Regions from separate parts of the Homo sapiens genome. Here region 2 is linked to region 1. Evidence: chromatin loops called from intact Hi-C (ENCODE). Cell type or tissue: heart right ventricle. All regions are shown on one strand. Links, peaks and the distances in the headings refer to the core of each region. The heading gives the core; the rest is flanking DNA. Region 1 overlaps LOC124902625 (a long non-coding RNA gene). Region 2 has its middle 16 kb from the start of OR2AG2.

What was found. A loop is a pair of places that touch in the nucleus more often than their neighbours do. Peaks named below come from ENCODE experiments on the same cell type or tissue, not always from the same donor. Only the 100,000 strongest peaks of a DNase experiment are listed, where the experiment ranks them.
Region 2: it touches region 1 in a loop (7-fold over the local background); 47 of 110 quality-filtered maps call a loop at or near these places.

Annotation. Positions count from the first base shown.
Region 1 is chr11:6,702,237-6,709,017 of GRCh38, reverse strand. LOC124902625 (a long non-coding RNA gene) reads right to left here. Exons shown (of 4, transcript XR_007062574.1): 4 at 4,547-4,586. Among named protein-coding and RNA genes, the nearest start is that of MRPL17, 22 kb to the right of the region's middle. In heart right ventricle, for the core only: CTCF peaks have their summits at 2,912 (motif pointing right) and 5,362 (motif pointing left); DNase peaks (open chromatin) are centred at 2,917 and 5,376; H3K27ac peaks cover 2,737 bases.
Region 2 is chr11:6,752,139-6,758,919 of GRCh38, reverse strand. No RefSeq gene overlaps it. Among named protein-coding and RNA genes, the nearest start is that of OR2AG2, 16 kb to the left of the region's middle. In heart right ventricle, for the core only: CTCF peaks have their summits at 1,339 (motif pointing right), 3,179 and 3,383 (motif pointing left); DNase peaks (open chromatin) are centred at 1,339 and 3,378.

The DNA of each region.
Region 1 (6,781 bases), core at 771-5,770:
TTGTGAGTTACTTACATGTGGAATCTAAATTTGAAATCATAGAAGTAGAAAGTAGAATGTTTGTGGTCAGGTGCGGTGGCTCATGCCAGTAATCCCAGAACTTTGGGAGGTTGAGGCAGGCGGATCACATGAGGTCAGGAGTTGTAGACCAGCCTGGGCAGCACAGTGAAGCCCCATCTCTACTGAAAATACAAAAATTAGCCGGGTGTTGTGGCGGGCGCCTGTAATCCCAGCTACTCAGGAGGCTGAGACAGGAGAATCACTTGAACCTGGGAGGCAGAGGTTGCAGTGAGCTGAGATAGCTCTACTGCACTCCAGCTTGGGCGGCACATGGAGACTGTCTCAAAAACATAAAAAAATAAAAAGAAAAAAGAAGGAAAGTAGAATGTTTGTTACCAGAAGCTGGGATGGTGGGTGGGGGAAAGCAGAAGTGTAGGTCAAAGGGTACAAAGAGAGAGAGGAAGCAAGAAGAAGGTAATTCAAGATGAAGAAGCAGGTATAAGCCAAGTGTTGAGAGTTAGAAAATGCCAGCCTGTGAAAGCCAGGCTGTTAGTTGTGCGAAGGGCCTCCACTATTTACTACATGTATGACCTTGGATGAGTTAGTTAACCTGTCTCTGCTTCATTTCCTTCATACATAAAATGGTGCAACCTCAGTGAAGTGTTAAGAATAACGTGAAACAATACATATGCCTGAAACATGGTACACGTGCCAATAATGTTAGGTAGTAGCAATGCCAACAACAGCAGAAGCAGCAATAACCGCAGCAAAAGTCACGTTAATAGAAGTAATTATAGCATTTATTAACATTATTATTGCTATTATACTGAAATGTAGTTGTGGCTACACTCCATCTTAATTGTTAAGGTCCTGAAGAAGAGGGTCCAAGTTCTTTTTTTTTTTTTTTTTTTTTGAGATACAGTCTTGCTCTGTCGCCCAGGCTGGAGTGCAGTGGTGCAATCTCGGCTCACTGCAACCTCTCAGGCTCAAGCGATTCTCCTGCCTCAGCCTCCCGAGTGGCTGGGATTACAGGCACCTGCCACCACTCCCAGATAATTTTTATACTTTTTAGTAGAGAGGAGGTTTTGCCATGTTGGCCAGGCTGGTCTCAAACTCCTGACCTCAGGCGATCTGCCTGCCTCAGCCTCCCAAAGTGCTGGGATTACAGGTGTGAGCCACCACGCTGGGCCAGTCCAAGTTCTTTATTTTGACTGAAACAGTGTTTATAAATGTGCTTTCCTTATTGTTTCCTGTATCTATAGTTTATTTTCTCTGAATAGGATTTTTAAAATACAATAGAATTAAAATGTAAACCTCAAAAAAGGGGTGAGGAATGGAGGGAAGATATGTGAGTAGGCCAGGACAGAATGAGAGCGTCGTTGTGGGTTCCTGAGGCAACAGTTATCCAATGTCATTGTTATTTTTAATGAAATTCAAGGAATTTGCATTTATTCCAAATTGGAAAAGATGTGAACCAGGAACAACCTGCCTGACAGTTTATGTATCTTTGGCGATTTTCCTTTGAACCATGGGAAAAATCATGTTTATCTTGTAGTTTACATTGTAATTCTCATCCACTCCTCTGTGAAGACGTGGAACTGTGCCACCCAGAACCTCCTGCAAGAGAAGACTTGCTGCCCAACTGAGGGGAATGAAGTAAGCAGCCAGGCTTCAGCTGTCAGATCTTCCCAATCTGCCTCAATTGCAGGGAGCCCCTTCACCTGAGGTAATGCCCTTCCTGGGGTAGCCTGTATCCAGAGGCTGAGACAGAAAAGAAAGACCCAGCCATTGTAGCCTGACACAGGATGCTTTGTTGGTCTTCACTCTACAGAGCTCTCCACCAGGTTCAGGGAAGGTTTGTAAGGCCTGCATCACGGCTCAATGTCTTTCTCTGCCAAATCCTACTTTTGCCCCTTTTCTTCACAGGCGTTGATCCCTAATAAACATCTTGCCCTCCACACTGTTCTACCGTCTGCTCTTGGGGAAATCAACCTGCAACCTACTTCAAGGCATTGGTAGATATTGCTATGTCAAGATAGATTTGGACAATGGGGTGATGGATACTAAAGAGGTAGTGCAAAAAGAAAATGAGGGGCATACAACATTCTCCTCTTCCCAACACCTGTATGAAGAAAGCAGCATCCTTTTGAGGAGTGAGAGAATACAGATCTTTCAGAAGTGAGCAGCAGGCAGGAAAGTGGCCTACAGCCCTGTTGAGAGCAGCAGAGAGGAGCATGAGACATAGCTGCCAGATGGGAAATTCATTAGTAAGTGATCATTAGAAAACAGGAAACTGGTGGATGAAAATAAAAGAAGTAAAACTGATAAGCAAGTAAGAACAGATATTTCTTCTACGTGGCTTTCGAATTGGGGGTAGGAGGGGTGGAGTCAAGGAATGAAGCCTAGGCCTTGCAAATGCATCCCTTAGGAAAAGTGAAATGGAAGTAACGGTTACATCAAGCCAAAACAAGGAGCTTTGACTTGGTCCCACATGCTGCGATCTAGAATTGTTCCTGGCACAGCTAAAGCTTTATCATCCTATGTAATGGGGAGGCACCTATGGATGCAAGTAGAGATTACCCCCTTATATCAACCACATTAAATCCATAAAGTTTCCCCAAAGCCTTTCCTGCCTCAGCATCTAACTTCCTTCTTCTGAGTCTCTGGAGTCCCAGCGCGGCAGGAAAATGGAAATCATAATATAGCGTTCATAGATACAGAATGGCAGCGTCAGGAGCAACTACAGTTCTTAGTAAGAGCATCACAGACCCTCTCAGCCATGAATTAACTTGCTCTTTTTCTACCTCCCTTTGTAACTATAGCTACCCTTCTTAGGGCCTCCCATCTTTTTTCTGAGGCCCTAGTTTGGTTTCTGGCTGAAACTACATGGGAGTTGCAGGCACTTCTCTCACCACCAGATGGTGATAAAGAGCCTATCAGGATAATGAATTCTGAGATTTCCCAACTCCGGCATAGTTAACATTTAGAGCCAGATAATTTATTGTGGGAAACTCTCTGTGCGTTATAAGATGTCTAGTAGCACCTCTGGCCTCTATCCATTAAATGTGAGTAGCACTATTCACAGTTATGGCAACAAAAATGTCTCTAGACATTGTCAAATGTCCCTGAAACATTTGCATTGCCCCGGTGGAGAACCACTGTGAAATGAGGTGTTCAAGAGTTTTAAATAGGAGAAAGAAAATGAATGCAATTTTGATGAAATTTTTGAAAAGCTTTCTTATTTTTTACAATATTACATTTATTGAAAAAATTCAAAAATGTGGAAAAACATAAGAAAATCAGACACCCAAAATCCTGTCATCCAGATTAACTTTGGTGAACATTTTTATACTCATCCTTCTAGGCATATGGACACATAGTGGAAAACATACAATTTTGCATACATGGCAATGTATAATATATATACTCCAAAATTTCACTCATAAATGGCACTGCAGTTAACATACATCTTTGAACATAATTTTTTTTTTTGAGATGGAGTCTCACTCTGTCACACAGGCTGGAGTGCAGTGGCGCAATCTCGGCTCACTGCAACCTCTGCCTCCTGGGTTCAGGCGATTCTCCTGCCTCAGCCTCCCAAGTAGCTGGGATTACAGGTCCATGCCACTATGCCCAGCTAATTTTTGTATTTTTACTAGAGACGGGGTTTTGCCATGTTGGCCAGGCTGGTCTCGAACTCCTGACCTCAGGTGATCTGCCCACCTCAGCCTCCCAAAGTGCTGGGATTACAGGCATGAGCCACCATGCCCAGCCTGAACATACATCTTTGCACAGGTTGAGTGTGACAGTTTTTCACTCCACATTTCCTATATATCTACAATTTTGCCACGACAGGACCCAGAGCTTTACAAAGTAATTTGGACATAGATATTCTTCCAAAGATGTACAAAAACTGCTGGAAAGAATGTGAACATTCCCAGTGCAGTGGCTCATGCTGTCTCTACTAAAAATACAAAAATTAGCCAGGCATGGTGGCGGGTGCCTGTAATCCCAGCTACTCAGGAGGCTGAGGCAGGAGAATCACTTGAACCGGGAGGTGCAGGTTGCAGTGAGCTGAGATCGCACCACTGCACTCCAGCCTGGGCAACAGAGCAAGACTCCATCTCAAAAAAAAATTGTGAATAGAAGATAGAATAAATATAATTCGTGACATGGAAATGCAAGGTGGAAATTTTGGCAAAAATTGAGAGATAACTGATTAGATGTCAGGGATATCTTCACAGACATGGGCCTAGATATAAGCAGTATAAATGTTAGTCTCAGCCAGTTGTCGTGGCTCACACCTGCAATCCCAGCACTTTGGGAGGTCAAGGCAGGTGGCTCACTTGAGGTCAGGAGTTCAAGACAACCCTGGCCAACATGGTGAAACCCCATCTAGAAAAAAAAAGAAAAAAGTATCAGCTCCTTTTTCTTCAACTACAGTACTTCGAAAATTATTTGTTTAAATATTTCCGCTGGACACAGTGGCTCTCACCTGTAATTCCAGTGCTTTGGAAGGCTGAGACAGGAGGATCACTTGAGGCCAGGAATTTGAGACTAGCCTGGGCAACATAGCAAGACTCCATCTGTACAAAAAAAAGATTAAATAAAGAAAAAAATGCATATTCCCCCTACTCCCCTGTGTGCAGGCTAGGGCCAGCTTTCTCTTCTTATATATCCTGTATTTATTACAGGGCCTCCCACTTATCAAACCTTTAGTAAACATTCGCTGAATGGAGGTATTTATTGGAAACTCCTGCTTGAAGAGCATTCTCCAAAACAAAGAGAAGGGTGTATCATGTAGGAGACAGAGGGTTATGGATTCAAGTTCAAATTGCCTCCAACTTCCCAAACTCAAAACATGAACTCATGGATAAGAAAGAGAGGAGAGAGGAAGCGAAAAATGTAAATTGATATGCACTTCTGTGATCTCTTGCTCTTTCTGTGATTCTCTTTCCTTTTCTGGCAACCTTATCCAAGGAAAAATCTCAATGACCTTGCAGTAGGGCAATTGGGGATGATCCTAAGGCTTACACTACACCTCAGAGGATGTACAGAAACATTTTACTCTCTTTATTTAGTCTATAATCTGATGTCCTCCCAAATCCCTATCTACGAGTTAGCAGGAGGAAGAAAAAAAAACTAATAATGCAATCTAATTTTAATTTAGTCTAACCTGACACAATGTAAATATGCCTTCAGAAATTATTGTTTCTATTGGATAAAATAATGCTTGATCACTCAGAAAGCCTCTACTTCCCCTGCTTCTCTCCCCAGTGTATGATGGAGAGACTATGGTTATGCAATCCCCTGGCACAGAGAAGGAACTCTAGCCTCAGGCTGGTTTTTATGTTGTGGCAGCTCCATCTGCTGGTCTCTGGGGGACTGTCCTTTGGGCACTGAATTATTCAACATTCTGCAGGACACCACTGCTAAATTGGCTAATTCACATGGGGTCTGTACTTTCTACAGGGACAATGTTCCTGAGTTGCTAAGGCTGTTAAGAAAAATTTTGCTGTCTGCAGAACCCTGAGTTGATTGCCACATCCTCCAGCCTGCAAATTGGTCCAGCAGTCTACGCTACCTTATTGTTGAGTCAACTCATTCTGCTATTGTAGGCCTATGACAATCCACTGGGTTTCAATTCAGTATCCAAACTGCATAAAAACTCAAGGCACCTTTGTAAAATTAAGCCTTCTTCTTTCTGACCATGCTGTGCTACATTTCTGTGAATGAATCCTAAAGTTGATGCATGGCATAATCCATTTGGATGTCAAAAGACTAATATTACCTCAGTCTTATATTTTTGGAAAAAATTCTAACTTCCTCCAGACAAATGAATGCCTCCGACAGACTAAGGAGAAGCCCTAATAATGGCATTTTTATCTACATCCTCATCTTCAATTTTGTTGTCTGATGAGTTCAAAGCTTGTGCTCTCTTCACTTCACCTCCAGGACCTTGGTCTGGAAAGGTCCTTGAGGTCTGGAAGATTAGCAGGAGAGAGACAAAAAAAAAAAATTGCCTGGTCACACTACACAATACCAGTCTTGAATTCTCACAGACAAAAACACCTTTATTTATTTCTAAAATTCCTTCGTCGTAATTAAGAATCAGACATGTTGGAAGCTCGGCCATTCATTCAATACACACTCACAGAGTACCTATTATGTGTGATGTATTCTGACGGGCACAATGTGTAACCCACTGTGTTAGTTTCCTGTTCCTACTATAACAAATTATCACAACCTTGGTGGCTAAAAACAATGAAACAACAGATTTATCTTACAGTTCTGGAGGTCAAAGTCTAAAATTAGGACTTATGGAATTAAAAACAAGGTATTGGCAGAGCTTCGTACCTTCTAAAGACACTCGGGAAAAATTCTTTTTCTTCTTTCTTTCTTTTTTTTTTTTTTTTGCCTTTTCTGCTTCTACATTCCTAGACACATGACCCCCTTCCATCTTCAAAGCCAGCAACAAGAAGTCAAGTTTTTCAGTGCCTCATTCCAATGCTTGACCCTACTGACTCTTTCTTATAAGGACCCTTGTGATTACATTGGGCCCACTGGATAATCCAGGATAATCTCCTCGTCTCAAGATTGTGAATTTAATCACATCTGCAAAGTCCTTTTTGCCATATGGAGTAACAGTCACAGGTTCTGGGGAGTAGGAGGTGGATATCTTCAGGGGACCTTTATTTATCAGTATTAAACTCAAAGAAAGGATAACTCTCCATGAGTCGGACAGCTATAAAAGATGTGGCTAATCTTTTTTAACTTCTTT
Region 2 (6,781 bases), core at 554-5,553, 50 kb before region 1:
GAGTATGCTATTGATAAATAAATGTCCCCCAAAGATGTTCACATTCCTACTCCCCAGAACCTGTACATGGTACCTTAGATGGCAAAAAGGACTTTGTAGATGTGATTAAATTACCAATCTTGAGACAAGAAAATTATCCCGGATTATCCAGGTGGGTTCAATATAATCACAAGGGTCCTTATAAGAGGGAGGTAGCAGGGTCAGAGTTGGAACGATGCACCGAAACCCTTGAATGGCCATTGTTGGCTTTGAAGGTGGAAGGGGTCAGAAGTCTAGGAATGCAGGCAGTTTCTAGATGCAGGAAGGGCAAGGGAATGGATTTTACTGAGAGCCTTTAGAAGGAAGGAAGCCCTGCCAATACCTTGTTTTCGGCCCCATAAGACCTAATTTTGGACTTTAACCTCCAGAACTTAAGATAAATCTGTGGTTGTAAGCCACCAAATTGGTTGTAATTTGTTACAGCAGGAATAGAAAATTAACACAGTAGCTTACACATTGTGCTGGTCAGAGCACACTGCACATAATAGGTACTCTGCGAATGTGTATTGGATGAATGGACAAGCTCCCGACATGCCAGATTCTTAATTATGATGAAAGAATATTATAAATAAAGAAAGGTGTTTATGTCTGTGAGAATTCAAGACCGGTATCATGTGGTGTGAGCAGGCCGTTTTCTTCTAGTCTCTCTCCCACTGATCTTCCACATCTCAAGCTTTCCAGACTAAACACCTGGAGGTGCAGTGAACAGAGCACAGGATAAGGCTTTGACCTTATCAGACAACAAAAGTGAAGATGAAGATGTAGGTAAAAGTGTCATAATTAAAGCATCTTCTTACTCTACCGGAGACATTCATTTGTCTGGAAGGAGTTAGAATTCTTTATGAAAGAAAAGTAGAGAGAAATAAGACTGAGGTAATATTAGTCTTTTGACATCCAAATGGATTAATTATGCCATGCATCAACTTTAGGACTCAGTCACAGAAATGTAGCACATCACAGTCAAGTAGAGAGAGCCCCTGGGGTTTAACTTTACAAAGATGCCTTGAGTTTTTATGTGATTTAGATACTGAATTGAAACCTGGTGGGCTCTTATAGGCCTCCATAGCCGAATGAGTTGACTTGACAATAACAGAGTGTGGAATGCTGGACCAACTTGTAGGCTGGAGGATGTGGCAATCAACTCAGGGTTATGCAGACAGCAAAATTTTTCTTACAGCATTAGCAACTCAGAAACATTGTCCCTGTAGAAAGTGTAGACCCCATGTGAACTAGCCAGTTCAGCAGTGGTGTCCTGCAGAATGCTGAACAACTAGGTTCATAAAAAACAGTGCTCGAGAGACCAGCAGATGGAGCTGCTGCAACAGAAAAACAAGGCTGAGGCTAGAGTTCCTTCTCAGCACCAGAAGCTTGAATAAACCACACTCTTTCCACCACACATTGGGATGAGAAGCAGGGGAAGGCTTTCTTAGTAATCAAGCATCATTTTATCCAACAGAGAATGAATAATTCCTAAAAATATACTAAATTGTCAGGTTAGACTAAATGAAAATTAGATTGAACTATTAGTTTGGTTTGTTGTTTTTTTCTCCTGCTAACCAGTGGATGGGGATTTGAGACGAATATCAAATTATAGACTAAAATAAAGAGAGTAAAATGTTTCTGTACGTTATCTGAGTCATAGTATAAGCCTTAGGATCACCCCCTATTGCCCTTCTGAAGTCATTGATATTTCTCCTTGGATAAGGTTTTCAAAAGAGGAAAGAGAATCACAGAAAGAGAAAGAGTGAGAGATCACAGAAGGGCATATTAATTTACCTTTTTTTCTTCCATTCTCTCTTTCCTGTTTCTGTTTCCTATCTGTCTTTGAGTTTGGGAAGTTGGAGAGAATTTGAACTTGAATCCATAGACCTATTTCTGCTATGTAATTCTTCCTTCTCTTTGTTTTAGAGAATGCTCTTCAGGCAGGAAAGTTTCTCATGAATACCTCCATTCAGCAAACTTTACTAAAGATAAGTGTGAGACCCTGTAATAAACATAGGATATAAAAAAGAGGGAGAAGAGAAACCTGGCTATGGCCCTCACACAGGGAGCAGGGGAAATAGAGAAATCGGCATTTAAACAAGTGATTGCTGCAACAACTATAGTTGAAGAGAAAGGAGCTGAGATTAATTTTTATATTACCTATTTCAAGGCTCATGTTTGTGAAGATATCCCTGACATCCAATCAGTTATGTCTTCATCTTTTGTCAATGTTTACACCTTGCATTTCCATGCTACTTATATTTTATTCTGTCTTCTGTTCACATTCTTCTGGTATATAAAGGAATTTTATTTTATTTTATTTTATTTTTTAATTTGTATATATATATATATACACATAGTAGGTGTATATATTTATGGGGTACATGAGATATTTTAATGCAGGAACACATGATAATCACATCAGAGTAAATGGGGTACCCATCACCTCAAGCTTTCATATTTATTTGTGTTAGAAACATTCCCATTATACCGTTCGCATTCTTTCCACCAGTTTTTGCACATCCTTGGAAGAAAATCTATGTCTAATCTACTCCCTAAAGCTCTGGGTCCTGGCAAAATTGTAGACACATAGGAAATGAGTGTGAAATAATCTCACTCTCAAGCTGTGCAAAAACCTATGCTCAAAGATGTTAATTGCCGTGCTATTTATAATAGTGAAAATGTAGGAACCTGGTTGGCTGTCAGTAGTGACCTGGTTAATTACATACAAAGGGATATTATGTAGGCTTTAAAGTTAATTATTAAACTATACCAATATTTGTTGACCTAGAAAGATATCCCTAGTAGATTTTGAGTGAAAATGAGATTATAGGAGAGTATATATACTATACATTGCCATAAATGCAAAATTATACATATTTAACTATGTGTCTATATGCCTGAAAGAATTGCTATTAAAATGTTCACAGAAGGTAATTTGAATGGTGGGATTTTGTGTGCTTTTTTCTTTCTTATGTTTTCCTACATTTTCAAACATTTTTTCAGTGACTACACGTTATTTAAAAAAAAAAACAACAACAAAGATTTTCAAAAATTCCATCAAAATTTGATTCTTTTCTGTTTTCATATTTAAAACTTAAACATCACATTTCATAGTAGCTCTCAATGGGGCAATCCAAATATTTTAAGGACATTTGACAATGTTTAGAGACATTTTTGTTGTCATAACTGTGAGGAGTGCTGCTAGCATCTAGTGAGTAGAGGCCAGAGGTGCTGCTAGACATCCTATAATGCACAGAACAGTTCCCCACAATAAATTATCTGGCCCTAAATGTTAACTGTGCTGGAGTTGGGAAAATCTCAGAATTCAGTATCCTGATCTGCTCTTTATCGCCATCTGTTGGTGAAAGACATGTCTGCAACTTCCACGCAGTTTTAGCCAGAAGCCAAACTTAGGGCCTCGGAAATAAGATGGGATGCCTAAGAATGGTAGCTATGGTTAGCATGGGAGTCAGAAAAACAGCAAATTAATTCGTCACTGTGACTGTCTATGATGCTCTTACTAAGACCAGTAGTTGCTTTGACACTGCCAATCTGTATCTATAAAATGATACATCATGATTTCCATTTTTTAGCCTTATTGGAACTCCAGAGACCAAGAAAAGCTACAAGCTGAGGCAGAAAAGGCTGCGGGTAAATTTTATGGACTTAACCTGGCTGATATAAGGGGGTAATCTCTACTTGCACACATAGGTGCCTCCCCAGTACATAGGATGATAAAGCTTTAGCTCTGCCAGGAACAATTTCAGACTGGAACACATGGGACCAAGGCAAGGCTCCTTGTTTTGGCTCAATTTAACTACTACGTCCATCTCACACCTCCTCCTAAGGAATATATTTGCAAGGCCTAGGCTTCCACCTTTAACCCCACCCCTCCTACCCCCAATTCCAAGGCCATGTGAGAAAAAAAATCTATTCTAGCTCTGCTCATCAGTTTTATCTCCTTTATTTTTATTTGCCAGTTTTATGTTGTCTATTGATCACTTACTAATGAGTTGCCCATCTAGCAACTATGTCTCATGCTTCTCTCTACTACTCTCAATAGGGCTGTGGGCCACTGCTTGATGTATGAGGGGACTCAACTCCGGAGATGGGGCTCAGACACTGGACCAAATAGAGGACTAGCTAAAACAGGGACTGGGCAGGAGCAGCTTTTGATAAGACATTCCCACCAGTGTGCCATGATAGTTCACCTGTGCCATGGCAACATCTGGGAGTTACCACCCCTTTCTATGGCAATGCTACCTTCAGCACACTGTCTGTGGGGTAGCCCTGCTCTGCAAAGGCAGTCACAAAGCTGTAACACCACCAGAGCTGTAACACTCCTGCTTCAAAAAGGCTGTTTTCTTCTACCCTACCACCGGCTCACCATTGAAAAAATAAAAAATAAAAACATCCAACTGCCCATTTGTAGCTCATAATCCACTTTTGTAACACGTTGCTATCTATATTTTGTAGAAAGTGGGAAACTAAAAGGAAAAAGTAATTAAGCATTTGCTAAACTTAGGCTAACTGAAATCCCCTGTAGAGACCCTTAATAGACATTGGGACAAAAATAAGCATCCCAAAAGACTCACCACTAGGGTGTCTTTTAGACAGTTGGAGTTGGAGTAAATTCAAATTATTAGACAAATTGAAAAGGAAAAAAACTCATTTACTATTGCAATAACGTTTGAATTCAATAAAAATTGGCAAACCAACAGATTTGGCCTAGGCATGCTTCTTTACATTATAATGATACTGTACAAGTAGATTTGCTTTGTAAAAAGGAAGGAAAATGGGAAGAAGTTCCTTAATGTGCAGGCTTTTATAACCCTCTACCAGGATTCTAACTTAAGGGCTACCTGTAGAACATGTCTGGTTCATGATACCCCCAGGCACCCAGAAGACATGCCAGATATCCTAGATGACCTCTCCTAGCTACTACTCCTAGGAGACCTGTGGCCCTCTTCAGATCCCCCACCAGTTCTCTAGTGCAAGGTTCCACCTTAAGGTCGTCAGGCACCCCTCCCACTTATCCAACAAGCCCTGGCCCGTATCCTCTACTGCCTGAAGAAGTAAACCTAACCAGTACCACCAGGAACGGGGCCCCATATCAGCCCCCAGAATTGAAAATGTTTTCATTGCAGTGGGTAGCTGATGGAGATGGAGGAGTGGCCGGAGTGTATGTGCCTTTTTCTATGCCTGATTTGGCTTTGTGCAAGCAAAAATATGGTCAGTTTTTGGAGGATCCAGGCAAACATGTAGAGGAGTTTGTTAAGTTGACCATGTCTTTTTATTTAACTGTGCAAATATTATCCACTTCTTGTACTGTAGAGGAAAAACAAAGAATTCTAGGTATTGCTCATGAACATGCAGATGGGGTGGCTGCACTAAAACAGGCCTTGCCATTTTATGTGGGAGTAGAAGCAGTTCCAGATCTAGATCTTCAATGGGATTATCGGAGAGGATGTCAAGATCTTGAACACAGAAATCATGTGCTAATTTGTTTAATAGGTGGTATAAAAGAGCATGAGGTTAAACCAGTTAATTATGATAAGGTGAAAGAAATAACCCAAAAGAAAGATGAAAATCCCATTTCATTTCAGGGCCATTTGGTTGAAGCATTCAGGAAATATACTAATACAGACCCAGACTCCCCAGAAGGGTAAGCTCTCCTGGGTGCACATTTTACTACTCAGTTTGCCCCTGACATTAGGAAGAAGCTACAAAAAGTATCAATGGGATCCCAAACCCCCATGAGCCAACTTTTAGATATTGCCTTTGGAGTTTACAATAATAGGGACAGTGCAGAGGAAGAGGCAAACACCAAAAGAACTGGCCAATAAGCACAATTGTTAGTGGCTGTTTTAGGCACTACTGCCTCAGGATTACCCACCTCAAGGAAGTGTGGTGAGACTGGCATCTGGGATGCTCAGATGAGAGCCCCCACTCACCAGCCTCTAGGCCAACATCATTGCACCTTCTGTAATTAAGAAAGCCACTGGAAGAAGGACTGCCCCAGGCTTAAGAGGGAGTCTGAAACACCCATACTTATAATGGCCAAGAAAGCAGACGCCTGAAAAGGCCTGAGGTCTTCTATGGGTCCCACTAGACACCTTACCATCGCCATGAAGGAGCCTCAGTAACCCCTGATAGAGCAGGCAAGAATACTGAGTTCTTATTGGACACAGGAGGTGACTACTTAGTTTTAACCTATTTCTCAGGGCCACTGTCTTACCACTCTTGTCCAGCAACAGGAATTGATGGCCAACGAAAAATTAGGAGAGCTGCCCTCCTCCTTGGTTACACCATTGAGGACCATACATTTTCCCTCAGTTTTACTTATGCCTGAGTGTCCTAGCCCTCTACTGGAGGGAGACTTACTTTCCCAATTACAGGATACAGTTCAATTTAGGGTGCCTCATAAGAAGGCAACAGGCCAGGAAGCGATGTTTCTCCTAGCTCTAAGTGCTTGCCTTAACACAGATAAGGAGAAGACCTCCCTTGCATCACACATTGCTTCTTGAGTAGACCCCTCTATTTGGGACATGGAAGTTCCCTGAAGAGCTGTTAATGTACTCCCAAGTCCAGGTTATTTAAAAACCCAATGTTAATTTCCCATGGGAAAAAAAAAACAATATTTTTTGATACCTGAGTCTCAGAGGGGCATCCAGCCCTGAATAGCAAAGTTCCTAAAGTAGGGGTTATTATAGTCCTGTCAGTCTCCATGTAACACTCCTATTTTGCCTGTAAAGAA